6 separate regions of the Homo sapiens genome follow, and regions 1, 2, 3, 5 and 6 are each linked to region 4. Evidence: read pairs that join two places in POLR2A ChIA-PET (ENCODE). Cell type or tissue: MCF 10A. All regions are shown on one strand.

Region 1 (4,000 bases), 630 kb before region 4:
TATTTTCTCATCAAAAGCCTTATATCCATCAAACCCCAGCTAAAAGGCCCCATAGTTATAAAATCATTAGGCTGCTCTGAGTTTATGGAAGGCTTGTTTTATATCTTTCGAGGTCCTTGCATGCACTTGGTACAAAGTCAAAGATCAGTAAAGACGTATTGAATGAATGAAGCCTTTTTTGATACCTTTAACTATGAGAGATTGTTCCTTCTTCTGAATCCTCATCACAATTGTATCCGGAGCAATTTCCCTGGACTTCATGGAGGATTTCTATGAAGGATTTACTTAAAATGTTCCCACTTAAATTAATTATTCATTATTGAGGGAGTTATACCCTAAAAGGTTTGAAGGATGGATCAGGGTGTGAGGCTCCGTGTACAGAATATGACAATGCCAGTGTCTGCCGAAGTATGACTCTAGCAATGACAACATTTCATGTCATCCTCATCAGTGGAAAGAAAGTTATCACTTTTAATCCTAGGATGACATTTGTTTCTTTCTGACAGACATGGACTCCAAATAGGCCATTTAGATGCTCACAACTTAAAGTAGCATCCAGTTTCTTCTCCTTTGTTCGAAAGTTATTTATTGTCAACTTCATTGGATTAGCTTTCCATTTAAATGGCATCTGAGAAAACACAGCTTTTTCTAATAACTTGTTGCATTTTCCTTAGAATAAATGGCCTGAGAAAGAGGGTATTTTTATCATTTGCCCATCACCCCAATAACAGTATGTTCCTAGTTTCCCTGTCAATAGAAGTTTCGAAAAAACAAATTAGAAAAAGAGCAGCTAAAGTCAGGAATGTTGATAGCAGCAAGAAATGGCAGCCTGATGGTGATGGAGGAGACAGCTGACATAAGAACCAATAAACTTAGCAGTCAAGAATCTTTTAGAGCTTTAGGCAAATAGTCTGACTCTTCATATACAACAGCTGGCTTTCATAAAGGGAAGCAGTATAGGAAAGTATTATAAGGGTTTTGAGTATTAATTTGGGTAACATTTAGATTTCAGTCTATATTTGGTGAATTTAAGGAGCCAAGGACACAGGACATAAATGATGAATAATAACTCCCTTCTAGGTCTTAAAATCTGGGTGTTTTTTTGGATAACTTTATTAAGTAATTAAAAATAGCTATTTTTAATATAAGAAAATAAGTATGTAAGTTTGAGAATGACTTTCATCCAAATTAATTCACTGAGGAAAAATACTTCTCTGTGTTATTTAAGTGAAACCCAAAGGTTGGTAATCCTCTGCTCTGATGGGTCAAACACGTTAGGTTTGTGTAGAGTTAGAGTGTCCTCTAGACACTATCCAATCCAGTGCCTTCTTTATTTTATAAGGAGGGAATTGGCACATCAAGAAAAGTGCCCAGTCTAAACCACAAAGAAAGTGACTATAAATGCAAGGATTTGAACCACATTTTTTTTTGACTACCAGTCCAGGGAGCTTACTACCATAACATGTAACACTCTAAAAATGGAATAATATGACATTCAAATTGACAGGCATCCTAACTTGGTCTGTAAACTCATTCATTCACCTTCATTAAACAAAAATTCATTAAGTGGTTTCTATGTACCTGGCACTGTAAGCAGCCATGTTTATTTCAGCATAAATATTTACTGCACAAACACACATATATTCCAACATTGTGAGTCATGAAATCTTAGGTTGGACCTTTGGTTTGGAAACTTTGTCTTCCTCTCTTCAGCCATGAACATGACCACCTCTAGGACAAGCACATTTAAAGTTTCCCAAGCAGATAAACATCTCTTTTAAGGACTTTCAGTTTGGGAGATTCCGTGACCATTTTTGGTAACCCTTTTTATAATTATTCACTCTCACTTGATCTAAATTCTGCTCTTGATTTAACCTCAAGTCTTTTCTTCTGCAGGTTAAGATCACTTTTTTTCACCTTTTAGGAGAGGAATGTTCAGGTCTTAGTATCCTTCTGAGAATTTCTCATATTCATTAAGTTATCCCTTGGGTTAACTCTTGTTTTTTTTTTTTTTTGTCTAACCAGCATAACACAAATTATTCTGGTCTTTCAGCATAGATCTTAATTTATTGGGGGTAGAAAAGGATCTTACAAATGATCTAGTTTTAACTACCTGATATTACAGATGGATCCCCGGAGCCCGGAGAAGTAAAAGGTTCAAGTTACCCAGTTGAATAGTGGCAGATCCATCTTTTGAACCCAGGCCTTCTAATTCTCACTCAAGGTTTTTACAATGACACCACAATGCCCCTGAATCTTTTTTTGATGAACATTGCCGATCTGCTTTATTTATTACTTACCTCTGCCTCAAGTAATATAACCCATACAATTTCTTGGTTACCCTTGCCAGTAAGTGGTTAATCTCACTGAGCTAAAGGCCCTGGAAACTTCTGGGAGGGAGCCAGGTGAGCAAAGAGAGCAGATAAAGGCAGCACCTGCCGATGGGTTTGGAACAGCCTGGGGACATGGAGAGAATGTAAACACATTCTGCAAATCTTATTGTCTGACTCTGTGCCAGCGTCTTTTGGGTTCTTGTCATGGAAAATATTTCCTCTGAGGTCATTCAATGAGCAAAGGAGCATTGAATACCCTCCAGGGTGCCAACTCTGTCCCTGCTTTTGTCCAGATTAAATAAGCAAGAGACTAACATTTCATGGGCCTAGAAGTCTGCCTTTCAACAATACTTGCTCTAAGGTAGGGGGAAAGGAGACATTAAGAAAATAGATCATGTTGTTCTGAGTTGCTCTCTCCCCATCGCCCGCCCGCCTCCTCCCACTCACAGCCTCCCTCTGTTTGCTCACCCATACTTACAAGCACACGCCCTGCGTTTAGAGCAAGAGTTAATGTCTGTGCTTCCTCATAAATCTCGGTTTGGTGCCTCGAGCTATGTTTTTAATTCTGTGGTGGAGCTTTGAGATTTGAGATGAGTAGAAAGGAGGGGCAGCTGATGGAGGTAATAATGAAAGCTGCCATCTTTCCTTCTAGGGAGCTAGGTGTCCTCATTCAGTTTTGCTAACAGGTAGGTTAGTGCCTTAACAGAGACTCTTTGGAGGCCAGGGTAGAAGGAGAGTGAGAAGTCCAGGGAGAGGAAGCCAGCTATGTTGCCCTATGCAAGAGGACCTGTGGCTTCTCTCTGAAGAAAGAAGAATGCACGGAATGAGTATATTAACTCAGACTGAGGACTGACTGGCATATTTTCTAGCTCAGCTAAAAACAACTTGGAGGAGAGGAGTCTTTCCTGTCAAAAATAATTTATTCTCTTACAAAGTTGGTTATCAAAGAATGTGTTTCCTTCTTCCAACCTGTAGCTGCTTTTTGTGTTGTTAAGCCATATTTGTTTTTCATGACTGTGTGCTTTGCCACTAGTATGAGCAGTTTCTACTGTATAAAACTCACCCCTTCAGCATGTCTTTGCTTTTTTTGTGTGTAGAAAGCAAAACTTCTATTGGTCTGCTATGATGATTTAAAGTAGTAATTGCTCTGGTCTTCTATCCTGCCAACAACGGTGTTTGAGTAGAACTCTGAATCTGAGTCACTGAGTGAAACATGTAATTAACATGACTAAAGTAAGAACTGTGATCTTTGAAAACTCTAGTCTCAGTTACATATCTATAAAATCAAAGAATTGGAAACTGACCTCTCCAAAAGGCCTTCCAACTCAGATAGTTTAGGATCCTAAACATCCATGACTATTACAAACCTTCTTCCACCAAGTCCTTATGGGACCCTTCCCCTGCCTCTGCCTCTTTCTGGGAGGCTTTGGAACTTACTAGAAGTAAAGAGTACATTGTCCTTCTTACTTCCACTACTGTGGGAATGGAGGCCAGATCCAGCTGTTTTCCTTGAGGATAGAAAGTGGGAATAATTGAAATAAGTGATCCTCTATTTCTGAAATGAGACTTGCAAGTTTCTATTTGTGCTTTTTGAGGTCTGGGAACAAATTGATAGTAAAATCGGCTCATAGATTGTCAGATCATGGGCTTACAGAGTTCAGGCACTG
Region 2 (4,000 bases), 75 kb before region 4:
GTTTAGTAGAGACTGGATTTCTCCATGTTGGCCAGGCATGTCTTGAGCTCCTGCCTGCCTCGGCCTCCCAAAGTGCTGGGATTACAGGCATGAGCCACTGTGCCCGACCACATGTGTCTTCACTACTTATCTCCCACATATAAGTGAGGACACATGATACTTGATTTTCTTTTTCTGAGTTGTTTCACTTAGGATAATGGCCTTCAGCTCAATCCATGTTGCTGCAAAGGACATGATTTCAGGGAATAGCATTTTGAATTTTGGGTGATGATCCTATGGTGTGTTTGAAGCATTAAAACGTTTGTATGGGTAGAACATGGGGTGAGAAATGTGTGTGGGTGGGGGTGGAGGGGTAGGGGGAATTAGAGATAGATAAGGCCATAATACAGAGGGCCTCATAAAGTCCTCAATAAACCATGTTAAAGAGCAAGACTGTATCCTTGAATTCCCAGAAGCAGCTGGTGTAATCGTCCAGGCTGTCTTCCACCTAGCCCAAAGTTTTTTCAACTCTATCACTTGCTGCCTCTCCCTACCATTAAATGAGTAAGCAATATACTGAGAAATTAATAAAACTATGTTAAATAGACCACTTTTGAGCTCCATTTTAATGCTTGGAGAAGAGTCGGTAAGCATTGTAATTGATTCAGAAAAGAACCACAATGTTGGAAACTAGAAAAAGGTAAACATTTGCATGGCTGAGTTAAGAGAACAGAGACATAAGAAACTGTTATTACAGGACTAGGATAGACTCATATACCAGTTACTAAGCAGGTTCTTGGGCAAGTCCTTTCTGTACATTTATTTTCTTATTTATAAAATAGGGATGATAATTCAAGTCAATTATCTGTTATCTACAATTCTGAAGTTCCAAGAGCTCTGAAAATCAGAAGTTGGTTCAGTTTTATTTTGATTTCTTAAGTTTGTGGCACACTCATTTGATGGTGAAACCCAGGTTTCGTAGTCATTTATCAGTTAGTGTGAATATTTATGAATTCTGCAGAAATAATGTTTGATCTTATGGTGCTACCCTAAATTCTGCTGGATACATTCATATGTTATGCAAACTACTATTTTTCTAAAATCTAAACAATTCTGGATTCTGAAAATTCTGGCCCCTGTGGTTTCAGATAAGAGACAGTATGCTTGTAATACCTTCCTCTTAGGGTTGTATCAGGATAAAATTTCTTAAGGCAGAACTCAGTAAACGATGAAGCTATTATTATTTATCATTAATTAAGCTTAAAAATTAGATTCCCACCCCCATCCCCGAGAATGAACAAGAATTAGCACTTGACGATCCTTAATTTTATTCTTAATGCTTTTATACTGTACTCTCTCGAGCTTGATTTATAGTATATCAGTTATTAAAATGGAATGTTTTCCTTAAGAAACTTCTACGCTGAACACTTAACCTTCATTTCTGCAATCTTTACATACTTGGAAGGATACCTTATTTGCCTTTAGGTATTAGTTGACAGACTTATTTTTCAGTCATCTTTCCTAAGGGTCATCTTACGAAATTCATGGTTAGATTATGCGTTATATACCTCCTAACGAAAACACGAATGGATATGCTTATTTTCTTCAAGTTCTCAATAAAAGGAAGTTCTTAACATGTCATAAAACAAGTTCTGTGTAAGTCTTTAGTTAAAAGCACTAGAGCAAAAATACCCATCTAGATTTCATTCAGTGTTTCCCAAGTAGAATTTTATTTTTGTGGTTGAAGTTTGGCATGTTTCCTATTTCTTCAAGCTATATAAAACCCTTTTGCTGCGTCTAATCCATGGCCTGCGGACATGGAGGACTGATTTTGCAATACTTTTCTAGCATTGGGAAACTTCTAACTAAAAATTTTGTGTGCTGGAATACTTGGAAGAAAAGGAAAGGTCATTTAAACAAATACTATATTTTAAAATGAAGAAATAAAGCAACATTTTAAATGTGTGATTTTTGTTAAGATACTTGCCATTAGTGAGAGTTAGGGTGGGACATATCAGTAACGAATCCGATTGCCACTATGGCTCTGCCCCCCCACCATCTTTCCTCTGGGAGGATGTTGGGGCCAACTTACGATTGCAACCTGTGTGTGTGTTTATCCTTTGTTTGGATACATGTTACTAGGTGCCCCACTCTTGGCCAGCAATTCCAGTGCCTGGGTGGTTTGCCTGAGCAAAGTGCCTGAGTGGCTAGGAATGTAGAGATAGGGCTTTGACCCAGAGCACAGGGATGATAAGGTTTACTATAGTGTAAGGATTAGAATGAAGGTTCTCTTCTGCTTCAGAAGTGGGAAGAGGAAGCAACACAGGATGGGATCTCTATCTGGTTCTAGGTCTCAGGCTTTCTCCAGCCCGTTTTGCCAACTTACAAGCAACTAACCACCACTAAACTTCCTCTCCCTGGAGAAGGAAAAATTTCACTCACTTGTGAGTGAGAAGATCTGCATCCAGATCCTTTCTGTGCCATGATTAGCTGTGCTACATCAGGCCCGGTGTTTTCAGGAGTTTAGGACCAAACAGCCCCTTTCAGCTCTTGCATTCTCCTAGTCTTTGACATCAGAAGGAAAGTGCAGGCGTTCAAGGGAGTTCTTGTTTTACAGTTTCAAGCGATCTGACGTCAGGCGAAATCTCTTCACTCTCTAACAGATATTCCATCTTAAAAAAAATCCCATGAACCCTAATTCCTGTGAGTGTCTCTAAAGTATATTAAAGACTGGATTAATTGTAATCTAGGCAGAAATCTGTCTTTGTGGTTGTTGTTTAATATCACTCAGTACATGCCAATACTCTTCTTTCACTTAGCTTCTGGTAATCTATGAAGCTACTCGTGGTTTCATTCATTTAAACCCCTCTGAGCCTCAGCTTCTTCATGCTAAAGGAAAATAACAGGAAATAATGGCATAAATGTGTTTTGATAAACATAAAACCTTTTGTAAACATGGGGTTTTATTTATGATAGCACAAAATATTAATATAACTTCCTCTAATAACATTGACATACGTCACATCTATAGTAGCCAGTAGTAAACAGGCAGCATGCAGCTCTAAAAAGTGGACAGATTTTCATTGTTCTGATTTGGAATGTAACAATATCTCCTGTTGGTTCTCTCCTTCCTTTCTCCACTGGCCCCAACTCTAAGCAGTATTCCACTGAACTGAAGAAACTCTACTGCCAAATTGCAAAGACATGCCCCATCCAGATCAAGGTGATGACCCCACCTCCTCAGGGAGCTGTTATCCGCGCCATGCCTGTCTACAAAAAAGCTGAGCACGTCACGGAGGTGGTGAAGCGGTGCCCCAACCATGAGCTGAGCCGTGAATTCAACGAGGGTAAGCAGAATTTGAATCTCTAACTGTTCAACCTCCTTGAAGGTCAAGATTCTGTGGGCATTTTTGTTTGAGACCCACCTACCTGATTCAGACTTCTGCACTCCGATGGCAGATCAGTCTGCCTTTTTTTTTTTTTTTTTTTTTTTTGGCTGACAGTATCTAAGAATAATGATAAATAAATTCATGGCTTTCACAGTGGTTGAACTATTTAATATTAGTAATTACTAGATGACCTGAACTACTGGTTATCTTTACTCCTTCCTGCTTCCTTCTTTTTATTTTTCTTGCCTTTAAAATAAAATAAGAGGCTGGGTACGGTGGCTCATGCCCGTAATCCCAGCACTTTGCGAGGCCGAGGTGGGCAGATCATGAGGTCAGGAGATCGAGACCATCCTGGCTAACACAGTGAAACTCCATCTCTACTAAAAATACAAAAAAATTAGCTGGGCATGGTGGCGGGCACCTGTAGTCCCAGCTACTCGGGAGGCTGAGGCAGGAGAATGGTGTGAACCCAGGAGGCCAAGCTTGCAGTGAACCAAGATGGCACCACTGCACTCCAGTCTGGGCGACAGAGCGAGACTCCATCTCAAAAATAAAAAATAAATGAAAAAAAAATAAGAGGGTGCCAGGAGACTACATGGTAGCTATTCTACTTGGCCCAGGCTACAGTTTCT
Region 3 (4,000 bases), 670 kb before region 4:
TCAGTTCCTCTATGTGTATTATTTAAGGTGTTACAAAATGTTAATAGGCAGCTATATCCTGAGAAGCTAGTGAGTCAGAGTGGGGCAGTCAGAACTACAGTCTGTACTGTAAGTTCAACAGAAAAGGAGTGTTCATCATTCACTCAACTCAAGGCCTGTTACTCTGTGACAAACTAACGGAGAGCTGGAGCCAGTTTTCTGGTGGGAATAGGGACATGATGAGTTGGTGTAAGAGAGCCAAAGCCTTAATAATGGGAGACAGGAGATCCGTTTTTGTGATCAAGAAAGCACATGTGAAAATGCTCATAGGAACAAGATGGTATCTCACAATTCAGGCCAAGCTGAAGGCATGTATAAGATGGGATGACTCTGCAAGTATACAAAACAGTGACCTTAAACCCCATAAATGGCTCCCTAAAACACCTATGGTTATATTTTGTATTATTATTGACCATCAGAAGCTGGTTTTAGAGCAAAGCATAACTTATAACTAAGAATATTAGGTAATTGATATTCCTTGATCTTTCTAGTTACAAAGTTGTTTCAGCTATTTCATATAGTTACCGTCATTATGCATTTTCCTTGTGTTTTTTTTTTCCCCTTTATGCTAACTTGGATATTGCTGCACCCAGATCTTGGAAAGGTTAAGTTGAGATAGTTTTAATTTGGTGATTCAACAAATGGAGGACAATGGTCTAGTTGTCTCTATAGGGAAAGAGAGATAAAATACAGTTATGTATCACACAAAGTTTTGGTCACAGACCACATATATGATGGCAGTCCCACAAAATTATATCATATTTTACTGTACCCTATGTTTAGATGTATTTAGATATACAAAAACTTACCACTGTGTTATAATTGACTTCAATATTCAGTACAGTAACATGCTGTTACATGTTTATAGCATAGGAGCAATATACTCTATACCATATAGCCTAGGTTTGTAGTAGGCTATACCATCTAGCCTTGTGTAGGGTGTCCAAAAGTAGCCTTGACAAAATAGCCTAATGACATATTTCTAAGATGTATTTCTTTTGTTAAGTGATGCATGACTTTATACATTGGCCTTGCCCTCAAATAGCTTGAGATCTAATTGGGAACTAAGAGGGTAAATATATAGAAAACTAATTTTCATATAAAGCATAATCTGACAAAGCCCAAAATAAAGATGTAAGCAACATATTGTGAGAGCATAGACAAGGCAATCGTTTTTAGTGGTGGGAACTGTTGCTAAAGAGACAACAGAATGAAGAATTTTGGTAGAGAGTTATAAAGTGGCTCATAAACTGGAGGAAGAGTATGACAAAAAGAATGATATGAAAGTGTGAAAAGTTGTTTAAGTAATCATGACTAGTCTCCTGGGTGACTGGAAAATAGAGACAGTAGTGGAAGAGAGGAGAACATGCTCATGGACAGTGTTGAATGGTAAGATAGGAGGTTTTATTTATTTTGATTGACCAACTGACATCATAAAGATTTCAGAGCATGAAGGCTTATCTTTGTGTCCTTATAGCCTATAGCACAACATTAGTATATGGCAGGCACATTGCTGTATGTGAATGGTGAGTAAATGATTAGAACAGGGAGCGGTATGTGGGATGAATTGGAGCACTGAGAAAAGTGTGATCAGGTCTTGGAGTCAGTCCTGGTAAAAGGTGTTGGATGCCTGATCTTGGTGTGGAAATGAGAGGTTACATATAAGATTCTGAATATCACCCTCTTGTGGACAATACTGATTAATGGTCTTGGAATTCAATGGAGGGAAGTCACTTGGATGGAGATAAATTCTGAAAAGAGAATTGCCTTGGAGCTTATGGACTTACCATCCTCAGCAAGGATCAAGTTACATCACATGCTGTGATGAACAGGGCAGCAGGCGAGGATTTTGTCATGTACACTCTTGACTTCGCCTTTGGGTATCTGTGCCAAGAATGCCCGGGGTTTGATTTTTGGGTGCGGTGCTGTCCACTCACTCTAATGCCCAGGGAGGCATGTTGACAAGGATGGGTGGCTGATGGGGGATTGCTGAGCTATTTCTTGGCAAATCTCCGTGGGGAGGCGTTCCCCAAATACCACAATCCTGTTATTTTTGAGTAATGGACTGAACCCAGGTGCCTGATTGGACAGGGCCACTCCCCATTTCTTCCAGATAAATATTTGGTTGCCAGGAGGTTATATTTAAATGAGAAATACCTCCTTAGGAAGTTGTTGCCTAAGAATTCCTGCAGAGGGCAGGATCCCATCCCTGCTGGGGAATGCCTGAGAAGGGCGCCAAAATTTATCCTGTACTCACTATGATACATTTAGTGTGATGGCACCCACTTTGAGGTTCTATAATAGTTTGTATCTCTGAATGACAAGAAAGCTCATCAATGCTAGAGATGTTGCATTTCTTCTAGGGAAGGGCTCCTAGTCTTTAGCGTCGTAATAGCAAGATCCTGAAACGCAGATGGAATGTATGTCAGAGATTTGGCTTTTATGAAAGGAAGGAATCAGTTCTCCAAAAAAGAGCTGAATCTTTTCTGGAACCTGAAGCACCGAGTACAGAATCTAGGAAGCTAGAGACTTTGGATCTTTCAGGCTTTAGGGTGCTCTTTGTTCTCGCTACTTGTGAACATTGAATGTTGGCTTTTCAAGCCTTGTCAATTTAGCATGTGTATTTTCTCTATGACGAGAACCCTCTTATTTCATACATTTTCCTCCAGAAAATGGGATATTAAGACTCAACAATTAAATTTCTAACTCTTTGGGCATCATCTGTCTTTAGAAATACAAGAGTTAACATCCTGAGGTTTTTTTTTTTCTTTTTTTCTTTTTAAAAAAGAACAAAACAAGAGCTAAAGCACACAGAAAAAAAAGGCACAAGGCAAAACATAAGCAGAAAAGACTATCACTAACTTTCTTGGTGAAAGTTCAATGTTTTGGGTACTCCAGTAAAAATCCATCCTAAACATACATTTTCCATAACAATGTGTGGTCTCAAGGTCGTAAACTGTGACTCTCTGTCTCCATGATTTTCTAAATCTTCTTTTAATCACCAGCCATATATTATTTTGTTTTCGTTTTTCACTTTTTGAATCCTTTTGCATTAGGAGTTGTAATAATATTTGCTGATGTGGATCACTTCATAGAGGGGAGACCTTACTTAGGTGCGCCAGTTTAAATACAAGTGAGAAGAGGCATGTTCAAGAAATTGTATTGAGTCCCGGAGCTGTGCAGGGTGTATTTCCTGAGAACTCATCTGGAGGAATGGCATGTGTGCTGGGGATACTTGGCAGAGGATTTGTTTCTTCTGATTCATTGCAGAAAAAAAAACCCTGTTAATTATGATGTGTTTAGAGCCTTCCAAGATGCTATAAATATAATTCAAGAAATAAAAGTAGGTGAGAAGAAATACAAGCTTTTGGAGCTACAAGGGATTTTTCAGCGTTTGCTTTAATCTCCCTCATTTTACAGTGGTCTTAGGGGACTGTGGTCAAGAATTCCATGGCAAAGCTGAGAGTAAGACTTAAAGATGGGTAAACAGCTAAGGAGTTTTTTCATTGACCTAAATTTACAAATTCTAGCATTTTTTGGTTTTGTTCTTTTTATGTCACCAGGAAAAAGGAACATGCTCTGTGGAAACATGGAGGAAATGGAGCATTGGTTGAGTAGATATAGAGTTTTGACTTTTCATAAACAGGCTCCCTGACGTTGGCTATCTTTTCTCTTCTCTGGATCTTCTTCTTCTTCTTCTTCTTCTTCTTCTTCTTCTTCTTCTTTTTTGTCTGTAGAGTAACGAGAGCACAAACTAGCTATGTTGTTCAAAGTCCGATCTTCAGAAATAAAATTTGATAATTTAAAATTGCTTTCTGGCTACTTTTAAGAAAAATAATAATAACATGCTGAAGAGAGAAAAAAAAAAAAGGTCCAGGTGGTTTTACAGAAATTATACCATATTGGAGGGAACATGCCTGGATATCCGTGTCAGGAATTTTGAATTAGATCTCATCCCGGC
Region 4 (4,000 bases):
GCTTCATGTCTCAGTAGTGTCATTGAGAATAAAAGAAAGGAATTGCAGGCAAAGGCATATTTATGTTAATTTAAAATAGTAAAATAGTGTGCATGTGGATCGTTTCTAGTCTCAGGACAGAAGCTGAAGTTTGTGCCCATGGACTATGCATCAAAATCTGTGCTCCTGAAGAAAGGCACCAAAATACTAGAGAAGAATGTTCTGCAAAGGCATTGCTGGTCTTTCTATGTCTACCTTGATATTTATAAGTCTCCTGAGGAGATTCTACTTTCTCTGTGGAATGATATTACATAATCATTTAGGAGTTTGACTTCAAGGCCCGCACAATCTATCTATTGCATTATACATGACACAAGATCCGGGCACAGAACAATGTGTTAAGATGATGACTCTACCACTGTGCTCACATTTGCCTCCAGGGAAAAGAAGGGCACTCTTGTCTCCAAAATATGTAACTCCTTTTCATCTCAGCCGTTGTGGCTGCACTTTATTTCCTTGTCATGTTAAGCTGAAGAAATAAGAGCAAAGCAAAGGGAATGAGCAAAGATATCACAGCTTTGCTTGTAGTGGTTCGTCTCAGGAGGTGAGAGAAATGGTGAAAATTATTGGGGAAAAAGCAAGACTGACAAGGTAGTGAGAGACACGTGAGTGTCTCCCACAGAGGCCAAACAGGAACACACCCAAGGCTAGGGGAAGTTGGGAAATAAGAAAAATAAAAACAGAAGATAAAACATGAGGGATAGCAACCTTAAAAGACACACATACACACAGATGGCTATTGGGTGGTTCCCAGCCATCCTAGTGAAAAAGTGTATCAAATAATTAAGTTGGCAGATGGAGTAGAAGAACAACCCAGAGCCAGCTTGGGCAGGGCCTCTGACTGTTTCTAAGATAAAGCATCCTGGAACCTTGGGAGAAAAGACACGGCACCTTTTTGGTTTGTTTGTTTTTTGTTTGTTTTGTTGTTTTGTTTTGTTTTGTTGTTTTGTTTTGTTAAGGAGGCCTTAGATTATTCAACTCTTTTTTCCCGTTCTCTCTCTTGTAATGTGCTCTACTACTTGGGAAATAAGAATTTTACTGTGAACAGAGGTAAAATTTTTATTACAATTTTAGAGAATGACATGGCTGAGATCTATGGAATGTTTAGAGCACGAAATGAACTTTAAACACTTGGATTGTTTATTCTATCTTTTCTGTTCCTATTTACTTACTTATATACATGTATCCCCTTAGCTGTCATGCTTTTCACTGCCTGGCAAACTCCTATTCATTTTTCTACACTTAACAATTAATTTAATTCTCATGTAAACCTTCACTTTCCCTCTCAAGTTAAGCTACACCTGACTTTGTCATTCCATGTTATTCCATTCCATGTATATGCCTTCATTCGCAGTGATTACAAGGTGTTTAATATTTTAAGGTTTATCTTTCCCTCTAAGTAGACCTGAGGGCCAGAGCTATCTGATTCATCTTTGTTTTCCCCATGCAAATAATGCAATCCTTGGTACATGAGGAGGGAATAATATATTTAGGGGCAGACGATAGGTACTAATAAAATAAACAAATGAGCAAATGAGTTGGCTGACCTCTTCCCTTCTCTTCCTGAGACTATGGGTGTAATTAGTGCTTTCTAGGGCACTGTGAGGACCTGCCACTCCCGTGCCCTATCCTTGTGACTGGCCCCGTGGGAATTTGCCTGGCTTTTGCTGGATAGGTCACCCTCCTTTTGGCTGGAGAATGATCAGGCCTGGGTGTTGGAAGTCAGATACACCACTGAGTCACAGTACCTCAAGGCACTGTGGTTCCACTCCATGTGTGAAAGGTCTCTCTGCAGCATTCTTGCAAGATGAGTTTTCTAATTAGCTTTCCCTTATAAGGTGCCAGAGGGGATGGTTGGTCAGCATTAGAGCCTACAGATGGGAAAACAATGGCCAAGAGACTTTGCCTAAGGCTACTGGGTGGGCCGAAGCCTTCCAGTTAACATCTGGTGAGAATTTAATGACTCAGTGCTCTATTCTCCACCCAAGGTTCTCTCACCTGCCAGTTCCTTTCATTCTGCTGGGCCTTGACCTCAAGAGCACGAAATTGAGTGTGATGTGATTCTACGACTGTGCTACTGGCTACATTTCGCATTGGTGACAGGAAAGCACGGGCTGAGGTGACTTTGTCTTTAAATGGCTAGAAGAGGGCAGACTGCATCTCTGAGTATCCTTGAACCTAACACCTTTGTTTAGGGTTGCTCTCCAGAAAAAGCTTGAGAGAAAGCCTAACAGTTTGCAGAGTGGTCAAGAGATTGAATAATAACTGAGTAGCAATAATACTCAGATGGGTTATGTCTTTTGACTATTTAAAGGACTTTTGTATACCACTGTATGCAGCCTTATGAAATAAATTGTGTATACACACACACAGACACACACACACACATACATATATCTAGGATAAAATTAATAAATGGTTCAGTGTTAAAGATTGGAAAATATGGGAAGAAAAACAAAAAAATTGACATTTAATGCCATCATCTAGATATAACTAGTATTAATATTTTTGTGTTTCTCTTTTCTATTTTTATTAGATAACATAGTTCCTAATATAGTAAAAAAGTGACAATTAAAATGTTTATTTATGGAGGAGGATCTGAGATAGCAAGACGGCTGGAAGAGTAGTTCAGGAATGGAGAGAGAATCAGGAGTTCTGATGACTTCATGTGTGATCTTGAGTAGATCTTAAAATTTCTCTTAGTCCTTAATTTTTGCCCCTACAGAAGGGCAGGAAATTTGAAGGCAATGTCAATAGAAGCTCAATGCCCTAAGTTGAAGGTTAAACCTTAAATACCAAGAATTAATGTGATAAGAAGTTAGTCTACATGCAGTAGACAAAGACACCAAAATACACCCTTTAACTTCAGAGCTACTGCCAGGATTTCTATGTATCAAGGGACTGTCTTACAAATTAATATATATTTTTTTTTTGAGATGGAGTTTCGCTCTTGTTGCCCAGGCTGGAGTGCAATGGCACAATCTCGGCTCACCACAACTTCTGTCTCCCAGGTTCAAGTGATTCTCCTGCCTCAGCCTCCAAGTAGCTGGGATTATAGGCATGCACCACCACCTCCGGCTAATTTTTTATTTTTAGTAGAGACGGGGTTTCTCCATGTTTGTCAGGTTGGTCTCGAACTCCCAACCTCAGGTGATCCACCCACCTCAGCCTCCCAAAGTGCTAGGATTACAGGCATGAGCCACTGTGCCCAGCCGCAGGAATTAATTATTTACCTGATCCCCATCCTTTTTTTTATGCCCATATTTTCAGGTTGCCAAGGTCTAAGAAAGGAAAGGGATGAGGTAGCTTAAATGACTGTAAGATGAGCAGCTCTTCTATCATTTAAATCCACAAAACTAGGCAACAAGGGAATCATCACATCAACCATCCTACACTAGTAGTTAGCTGTAGTATAAAAGGTAGTTGGCCCGGCGTGGTGGCTCACACCTGTAATCCCAGCATTTTGGGAGGCCAAGGCAGGTGGATCACCTGAGGTCAGGAGTTCAAGACCAGCCTGGCCAATATCATGAAACCCTGTCTCTACTAAAAATACAAAAATTAGCTGGGCATGGTGGTGTATGCCTGTAATTCCAGCTACTTGGGAGGTGGAGACAAGAGAATTGCTTGAACCCGGGAGGCGGAAGTTGCAGTGAGCTAAGATCACACCTCTGCACTCCAGCCTGTGCAACAGAGTAAGACTCTGTCTCAAAAAAAAAAAAAAAAAAAAAAAAAAGAGGTAGTTTTCTGCGTTCAAATTATCTCCCATTTAATGATTTGAACACACCTGTTCTGTGGGCCTCATACCCTCTCCTCTGATGCCCAGACATCACAACAAGAGAACTCTACCTAAAACAGGCAAAGATTGGAGGAGATGAAAAAATGTCCACCCTGAGTCAAAGGAATGGCTCCACCTTTAGGGCATACCTCTCCAGACTGGGAAAGCTAGTTGGAGAAGAACAAG
Region 5 (4,000 bases), 660 kb before region 4:
AATAGGTATTTCTTACCAATTTAAAAACATTTGAAGATAATCAATTAATTTTGATAACATTTAAAAGCATATGAACAGTTAATTCCCACCTTAAATTGAATTTTGACCTGTGCTTTTTTTTTCTTATAAAAATAAATAATAAACAAGAATCACTAAGTTTTCCCAAGGGCATTTCTTGATAATGTAATGAGTGTGTGTGTGTGTGTGTGTGTGTGTGTGTGTGTGTGTGTGTGTATGAAGTCATTATTGACTAACAATTGTAATCCACAAAACCATGCATTCATCAAATATTTATTGAGGTTAAGGCACTGCATGTATTTATGTCTTCTGATTGCTCTAAGTAGAAGGGAACAGAATCACCTGCAGTGAAGTCTGAGGCCTTTTTCTTTTTAGCTGAACTTCAAATCAATCTTCTACTTGACAACTTGACTTAAACAACAAACAGCATACATACAGTGTTATTTCAATACAGATCCAAACAATCTTAATAGAATAACCATGCAATGAGCATGAATATGTGTACATCCCTGTTTTAGATGTTTTAGTCATATAGAGCCAAGCAACACAGTTCCTGCTATAACTACTACATGCTCTAGTAGCAAGGATAAGTCAAGTATATATACAGCTATATTATAAGGTGCAATAAGGATATGCCAGTGGAGACGAATTGACAATAAAGAGAATTCATACAGTTGTGACTGCATCTGGGCAACACAAAGGAAATAGTATAAGACGAGACCTTTGGAAGATAGTAACAGGTGGGAAGTTGGGATGTGAAGAAAGGGTTAGAGGGAAAGGCTATTCCAGGGAGAAGGTATAGCAAGAATAAAGCCATATGGTCAGGAAAGAAATTCAGAGAACAATCAGCAGATGTGGTTTTGCTTGAATATAATGAAGGTATTGTGGATGTGATAAAGTTAGAGATTGGGGCAAATAGGAGAGGCTTTGAATGCCAGTGTAAAATGTTTGTATTTTCTTGGTGGCAATAAAGCTACTGTTGTATTTTAAATAGGGAAATGCATCCATTTTAAATGAGGAAGGGCATCCAATTGTTATTTCACACACACAAACACACACAGATTTTGCCATGCCCTCTATAGGTCCATCACTATGTAAACTGTTGAGGATTCAAAGAAAATAGACAATCTCATACCTCAAAGTCTTCAGTGGGGAAGAGAGGCAAATACAATAATTTTCATAAGTATTGTAGGGATATCTTGTTCAGACACCTAGGGGAATCATAGAAAGCTTCTTAAAGGAAGTGAACCTTAAGCATTGGTTGGTTAAGGGCTTTCTAGATGCAAAAAAAATGAGAAGTGCTACTCCAATAAGACTCTTGAAACAGTATATGTGATGATAACACAAGGAACACTGAGAGGGGAAGGCAAGGTAAGGAGGGTGTGAAGGGAGGCCAGTGAAGAGGCTGCCACGATAGAATTGGTAAGAGGGAATGAAAGGCTGAGCGATGGAAATGGCTGTGAAGATGAAGAGGTGGTGGCCCCCATGGATGTGGCACAACAGCAGATCTTGATTTGGTGCTGGAAGTAGGGGGTTGTGGTTGGAATTGCAGAAGTGGAAGAGCATTTTAAAAAAGTTAAAATGGATAAGACTGGAATTCTGAAGGGGGAAGAAGGATGTCATTAGTAGGCATGTGGCAGTCAGGAGAAGCTGGTTTCAAAGGAATTGTGTGAAATTTAGTGTTGAGTGACTACTAGAAAGCAGAATAGGCAACTTCCCATAAAATTGAGTTGTGAGCAAAAATTCTTGGGCTCTGATGTCATGGTTTTCCTCCTTTTTTTCTCCTGGAAAATTCCAAGTCATAAGACAAGTGCCCAAATATTGCCTCAAGCATGCTTTAAAGTACTGATGTCTAAGGGATTTCATTTTAGGAAAAGCTTAATAGATCATGTGTATTAATCATAAAGTGTAAAAACAAGACATTGTTAACAATCCCTAGTCTCTTCCTTGGCTTGGCTCATGGCTGTTCTAAATAATACCTTGGGATTATTTATGATGACAGGTTTGGCATTCTGCTTGGAACATATACATGCCCCCTTAAGCAAGCTGCTTCCTTGGGAAGAGACCAAGAGAGGCAGGGTTTTTCGAAACACCTAATTTTCATTTCTTCCTCCTTTCTTTTTTTTTTAGTTAGTGGATAAAATGAGTGATTACTGGACAACGTATATATTTTTTAATGACTCCAGATGCTTTCGGGATGAATCATAGTAGCCTCCTCTCTTTGCCTCCTTGTTACTTCATTTCTAACTCCATTTCTGTCTCCACTATAATTGCAGCACTGGGTGAGACGCTGCTCGAGGAGGAATTAGCTGAACTGTGGTGGTTTGGCAACAGAAAGATAGAGGAAGTAACATGGAACAGGAGGTCTGTGAGAAATGTGCAGCCATGTGGCTTTCTGCCCAACCAAGGCAGCTTTCCCTACAATCCCCAGCCCTCCAAGGGCTTTTAAAGCATTGAGTGTGTGATGGGGGTAAGTCCGTATGCTGCACTTACTCCAAACATAATTATCAAGCTATAAAGGAGACACCTTAAACACACACATACGCACACAACACCTCATACCATAAGATCCCAGGGGAATTTCAAAACCACATACATATTTCAAAAAACAGTAAATTCAAAATAAAGAGAGGAATTGATTTGGGTGGTCTGATAGTTTGGTGGAAAAAATGCAGTCAATAAGATTAAGAATCAGAATAAATACAGCTCTATGCTATTAGAAAAAAGCTTCATTTTTTAAAATGTGTTTTTTCATTTTTGATTCAAGTCTTACCAAATCAAAATGTGTCACTCATCAGATGTTTGCAGTGAACACGTTTGGACAGTATACAGAATAGAGAAGATTAAATCAAAGTTTAACGTCTTGAAGTGCTGAAAGTCAATTAATTAATTAGAAAGATAATTGTTGGAATTATGTATAGGCAACTTAAATCCAAAAAAGAAAATTAATATATTAAGGAGCATGAGAAGCATCAATCCATGAATTCAAATGTATTTTACAGCTTTACGAGTCCAATCCCACATTGTTGGAATCACTATTATGTTAGCTGGCAGGATGGAAACTGGTGTCTGCTTCAACTTACTCAAAAATGGGGAACTCACTACCTCCTCAGCCAGCATATTCTGTTTTTAAATAAGATATAGCTGTTACAAACTTCTGTTTTTACAAATCTGATTCATCAGTGCTTCTTTTGCCTCTGAAGCCACGTCGAAGCCTATTTCTTTGTATCCATAAGCACCTTTCAGATTTGTGAGCATTACATCATTTCCTTTCTCAGGCTTTGTGTCTGCAGGCTGATCAACCCTCTTTCCAGAGGACTTCCACTCCTATGCAGGATGTTAAAGCCTCTGCCACCATGCTCCTTCCACATGCCCTTTGTTGCTTGATTAGGCTTGGTGGCTTTTCTTTCCACAATATTCTGCCTTTGTAGAGTTAAAATGATGCTTTGACCCCAAGTCTCAGGAGCAGTGAAGGGCCTGGGTAACCTATTGCCTGGGTTATCAGGTGAATCTTCCCAAGGTGAGCATTTGGGCAGTGGTTGCTCGAGTGCCCTGGGTGGAGAGAGAGCAGCAGGGGTCTACAGGTCAGGAGTCTGGATTCTCACAGGCCTGTGTCTTCTAACCCAGTTCCAAGTGCTGGAAGCCGGTGCTGGAAAGCAGATTGCTTTACGTACTGTGAGCAGATTGTGTAACCAGACCCATAATGTCCCTTGTCAGTAATGGGCTAAATGATGCTATGAACAATGCCAATTTCTATCCATCTCTGTAGTCCATATGCTTGTTAAATAAGGTTAAATGTGGCATCATGGAGGAAAAAAGGTACTTAGGACTTAGGAAACCTAAACCTAAATTCTTGTTCTGGCAAGCGTCAAGATCTAACATAGCCTCAGTTTCTTCCATCTGAAAACATCTCCTATGCTTCTGTGTGTCAAGTATTGTGCCAGAGCTCTATAAACTTTGTCTCTCACATTCAAAGCACTGT
Region 6 (4,000 bases), 96 kb before region 4:
TCACGTTTAGGAGTTTCAATTTACTTAACTGGCAAATGGAATAACAATGTCTACTTCACAGCTTACTGCGATGATCATATAAGACATAAAGAACTTAGCGAAGTGCCTAGACTGTAGATCACAGTACGTGTTAGCTTTTTGTGTTTTATACATCAAGCGTAAGTCTTATTTTTTACATCTGTCATATTACCCTTTCCCCAGTATTCAGAGTATTTGAGTGTATACGTACGGGTGGTAAGTGTTGTTTTTCATTGAAAGTGCAGATCCTAACTTTTTTTTTCATGCAGTAATCCTCAAAAAGGTAGACGTCTACCATAATTCAGTCTATTGCTCCAATTGGAGGATGTACAGTTGTTTTAGGAGTTAAGGAATTGAGTTTTTTCTTTTTTGCTTTTCGTCTTTTTTTTTTTTTTTTTTTTTTTTTTTTACAAATTCTTTTATTCTTTTCTTCTCCAAATTCAGGCAAACAGTATTAAACACTTTGTTTTAAAAATAGATTGTGTACGTGTGTGTGTGTGTTTATGAGAGAGACAGAGAGAGAGATGGGAGAGGGTGAGAATACACAGTAAGGACTTGGAACATATTCTTTGTGTGAAATGTTAAAAAATTGTTCACGGTGGCTGGGTGCGGTGGCTCACGCCTATAATTCCAGCACTTTGGGAGGCTGAGGTGGGTGGATCACGAGGTCAGAAGTTCAAGACCAGCCTGGCTAAGATGGTGAAACCCGTGTCTACTAAAAATACAAAAATTAGCCGGGTGTAGTGGCAGGCACCTGTAATCCCAGCTACTCGGGAGCCTGAGGCAGAGAATTGCTTGAACCCGGGAGGCAGAGGTTGCAGTGAGCCGAGATCATGCCACTGCACTCCAGCCTGGGCGACAGAGCAAGACTCAGTCTCCAAAAAAAAAAAAAAAAAAAAACAACTATTCAAGGTTTCCCAATAACCTTCTTGGGCTTTGAAGCTAGAGAGCGCTTTGGAATTCATGCTCCATTATATGTGTGTCTTAATGCTATATACTGTTGTAGGTCAGCAATATTTATATACATAAGTTTATATATATGTATATATAGATCTTTTGTAAATAGAGGGTGGATACTTTGTCCCCACCTTTTCCCATCCTAGCATGCAGTATAATGATTTGAACACGGCAAGGACACCACAAAGGCACAGGAAGACATCCTGCAATGTACATATAGTATGTGCCTTATGTACAGTAAGGGCCCTGAATTTAAAGTTAAAACCTAGATTGGAGAATTCTAACTTTGTGTTATCGTGAGCAAAGTAGTTTACTTAAGTCTCTGATTCTGATTCTTCCTTGACAGAAAGGGAATACAGGTGACTTTCTTATAGAGTTAGCTGAGGATTAAATTAATAGCTGTATGAAAATGCTCTATAAACTGTTAAGGACTATACAGATGGGTGAGTGATGGTGTCATTTATGGAAATCAGTAGATGCCATTACTCTCCATACTGTCGATACATAGTCTCCCATTTCTTCTTATCAGACTGGCCTACCTAGTCTTCCGGTAAAAAGAATATCCCGCAGATACAAATTACCATTACTGGAACAGAGGACTCACTTTTAGAGCAGATGTACAAATGAAACTCCAAAACAAGCCACAAATCTACCAGGAAAGAGAACCAATATGTGTGGTATTATATCGCCAAGGATACCTGAGTCATTTCATAGAAATTGAGCTGTGAGTGCCTCCCAGAATGAATGGTTTCTGAACGTGTTTCTGTTAGGAATGATGCAACCTTCAGTAGAGACCAGAGATTTAAGAATTCTATACTGTGAGTCATTTTAAAAGACAATCAAAGAGTATGTGTGGAAGCATAGACAATAACTTTCACCTCTAGCGTCCAGGTGTTGAAGGAGGTCAGCTACCAGGGAAGGACTCCTACGACTTTGGGTGCCACTGCGTGAGGCTTTGTCTTGGACCAGGGGGTAAAACATATCTCAGGCAGGACGCTGAGCTCTAGGTAGGGCTATCGTTTTTGTAGAAGCGTGACTTCTTGATACAACAAAGTAAGAGCTGAGGAAGGAACAGGGAAAACCAGTTTGGGCCCAGAGGGGAAAGAAATGATAGTGTAGTAGCCCGCGGTTTTGCAGGCAGTTGGGAGTAGCAAGCCACCCTTAGGGGGAGGATAATGTTTTCTCTACCTTAAGGGAAAATGATAGCTGACTTGCAGAGCAGTGTGCTGAGACAGACATGCTGCTACTGCAGTGGAAGGGGGTTGCAACGTATTGTCTTCTGTCTGGAGAGAGAGAGAGAGAGAGCGCGTGTATGTCACGTCTGTGTCCATAAAGCTCTCCGATCTGCCCACCAACCCTGTCCCCCACCAATAACATCTTAAAGAGAAGAGGTACAGGAATGTTTTACAGTGAAAAGATTACAGGGCTGGAAATTAGAAGCCACAAGTTCTAATTATGTCTCATTGCTAACTTCTGGTGTGATATTTTCTCTGGGTCTCTCATTTATCGGGGAGTTAAACTAGGTATGTCCAGTAGGGGTGAGGGGTAAGAGTTCTCTGCCCATCCAGGGTTTCTACTAGAAGAATTTTGACTCTACAGATAATTGTGTCTTCCTGTATTGCTGAGGAATGTCCAGGTTTGTTTTATTGAGGGGCAGGGGAGCACATAGATGTCCAGTAGTCAGGAAGGTGGTTTGCAGGCCTTTAATCAGCACTGAGAAGAGGGAAAACTAACTGCAGTTCAGTTCTCAGTTCCACCATTCACTGGAGTGCTGCTTTCAACTTTTGAGCTCCTGTTTCTACACCTCTAACGTATCAGTGTCATCTCACCCTGGCCTTTTTCTCATGATGGTCGTGACTTTAGGAAACATGTAAGAGTAAGCCGACCTTAACACGAGTACCTGCTGTATGACAGTCACTCTGACAAATGCCTCCCAGTGTCTGCTCTGTGAAGGTAACTGTGAATGATATTACTGGTCAGGTGGGGTTGACAGAGGTGGCCCTGGCAGGAGACACTAAATGAAAGGTCATTTTACCCTCCTGGGGAGATAAAGTTGCAAAATTACCGATCAAGTCTGTCAAATCTTTTTAGACTGGGTTTCCAAATCCATACCCTCAGGCAACTAGAACAAGGCTGGCGAGCTCCACCCCCGCCCCTTCCCAAGGTGGGTGCCAACATGCTGCCCTTCAGCAGGGAGGACACAGCTGCCTCTGGGGCCAGTGCCCAGGGCTAGCCACAAAGCTGGCTATGGCCTCCCCAAGAAGACCCAGGACACATTACTCCCTGCAGAGGTTTTGCTGCTTTGTGGCACGGTCTAAGTGTCGCCCCACTCCCACCACCTGCCAGGCCCAGTGGGCTCCTGGCTGGTCCTCACGGTAAGTGAGTAGCAGACAGCCCACCTGCTTGATGTCAACATTTGTGGGCGCGGCCCGGGAAGAATGTGCCGCTCCCAGCCTCCTTGGCTCAGGTAATTAATCCCCGCAACTGACAGGTGGCAACAGGCGGCCCTTTGGCTGGAGCCATCAGGAAAAGTGCTTGGAGGAAGGATTTTTTTAAAAAAATGATCAAGAGCACAATTCGTACATGTCTGGCAGCTAGACGGCTGTGGCAGGAAGGGAGGCAGGGAGAAGTAAATACCTTGCCAAGACGACTGTGGGGCCAATGTTGGGATCTGCGTCTGCCTGATCATTGTGATAGATCCAAAAGGATATGGTGGCCTTGGACTTGTTTGCAAGCTCACTTTGCAGAATTCCCCTTCCTTTGATGTGGATACAGTCTTAAAATGGAATGCCTCATTTGTGAATCAAAAAATCCGGGGCCAAAGTTGGAGCCCCAGAGGAGAAATAATTTGCCCAAGATGATGCAGTAAGTCAGTGGGCAGGTAGAGGACTAGAAGCCAAACTCAATGCCTCTTGGCTTTGTTTCCATGATTCACTGGGCAATATTTACTGCCCCATTATACACATGTAGTTTAGAAATAGAATGACAAAACTGGGGTCCTAGTCAAAGGAAGGATGATCAGTTG

What was found. Peaks named below come from ENCODE experiments on the same cell type or tissue, not always from the same donor. Only the 100,000 strongest peaks of a DNase experiment are listed, where the experiment ranks them.
Region 1: POLR2A ChIA-PET joins it to region 4 with 10 read pairs; 2 of 35 experiments call an interaction of 5 or more read pairs at or near these places.
Region 2: POLR2A ChIA-PET joins it to region 4 with 21 read pairs; 3 of 35 experiments call an interaction of 5 or more read pairs at or near these places.
Region 3: POLR2A ChIA-PET joins it to region 4 with 27 read pairs; 4 of 35 experiments call an interaction of 5 or more read pairs at or near these places.
Region 5: POLR2A ChIA-PET joins it to region 4 with 10 read pairs; 4 of 35 experiments call an interaction of 5 or more read pairs at or near these places.
Region 6: POLR2A ChIA-PET joins it to region 4 with 29 read pairs; 2 of 35 experiments call an interaction of 5 or more read pairs at or near these places.

What each region holds. Positions count from the first base shown.
Region 1 is chr3:189,302,117-189,306,116 of GRCh38, forward strand. All of the region lies in intron 4 of TPRG1 (tumor protein p63 regulated 1), which reads left to right. Among named protein-coding and RNA genes, the nearest start is that of TPRG1-AS2, 64 kb to the left of the region's middle. In MCF 10A, no CTCF peak of the experiment used is centred here; DNase peaks (open chromatin) are centred at 2,485 and 2,745.
Region 2 is chr3:189,861,093-189,865,092 of GRCh38, forward strand. It overlaps TP63 (tumor protein p63), which reads left to right. Exons shown (of 14, transcript NM_003722.5): 5 at 3,140-3,326. Among named protein-coding and RNA genes, the nearest start is that of MIR944, 33 kb to the left of the region's middle. In MCF 10A, no CTCF peak of the experiment used is centred here; DNase peaks (open chromatin) are centred at 1,739 and 2,109.
Region 3 is chr3:189,266,297-189,270,296 of GRCh38, forward strand. All of the region lies in intron 4 of TPRG1 (tumor protein p63 regulated 1), which reads left to right. Among named protein-coding and RNA genes, the nearest start is that of TPRG1-AS2, 28 kb to the left of the region's middle. In MCF 10A, a CTCF peak has its summit at 2,267 (motif pointing right); DNase peaks (open chromatin) are centred at 2,015 and 3,255.
Region 4 is chr3:189,936,010-189,940,009 of GRCh38, forward strand. No RefSeq gene overlaps it. Among named protein-coding and RNA genes, the nearest start is that of MIR944, 110 kb to the left of the region's middle. RefSeq lists an enhancer at 1,241-2,440. In MCF 10A, no CTCF peak of the experiment used is centred here; DNase peaks (open chromatin) are centred at 392 and 1,712.
Region 5 is chr3:189,274,746-189,278,745 of GRCh38, forward strand. The region is part of intron 4 of TPRG1 (tumor protein p63 regulated 1); the gene reads left to right. Among named protein-coding and RNA genes, the nearest start is that of TPRG1-AS2, 36 kb to the left of the region's middle. In MCF 10A, no CTCF peak of the experiment used is centred here; a DNase peak (open chromatin) is centred at 2,286.
Region 6 is chr3:189,839,961-189,843,960 of GRCh38, forward strand. The region is part of intron 4 of TP63 (tumor protein p63); the gene reads left to right. Among named protein-coding and RNA genes, the nearest start is that of MIR944, 12 kb to the left of the region's middle. In MCF 10A, no CTCF peak of the experiment used is centred here; DNase peaks (open chromatin) are centred at 1,731, 3,121 and 3,461.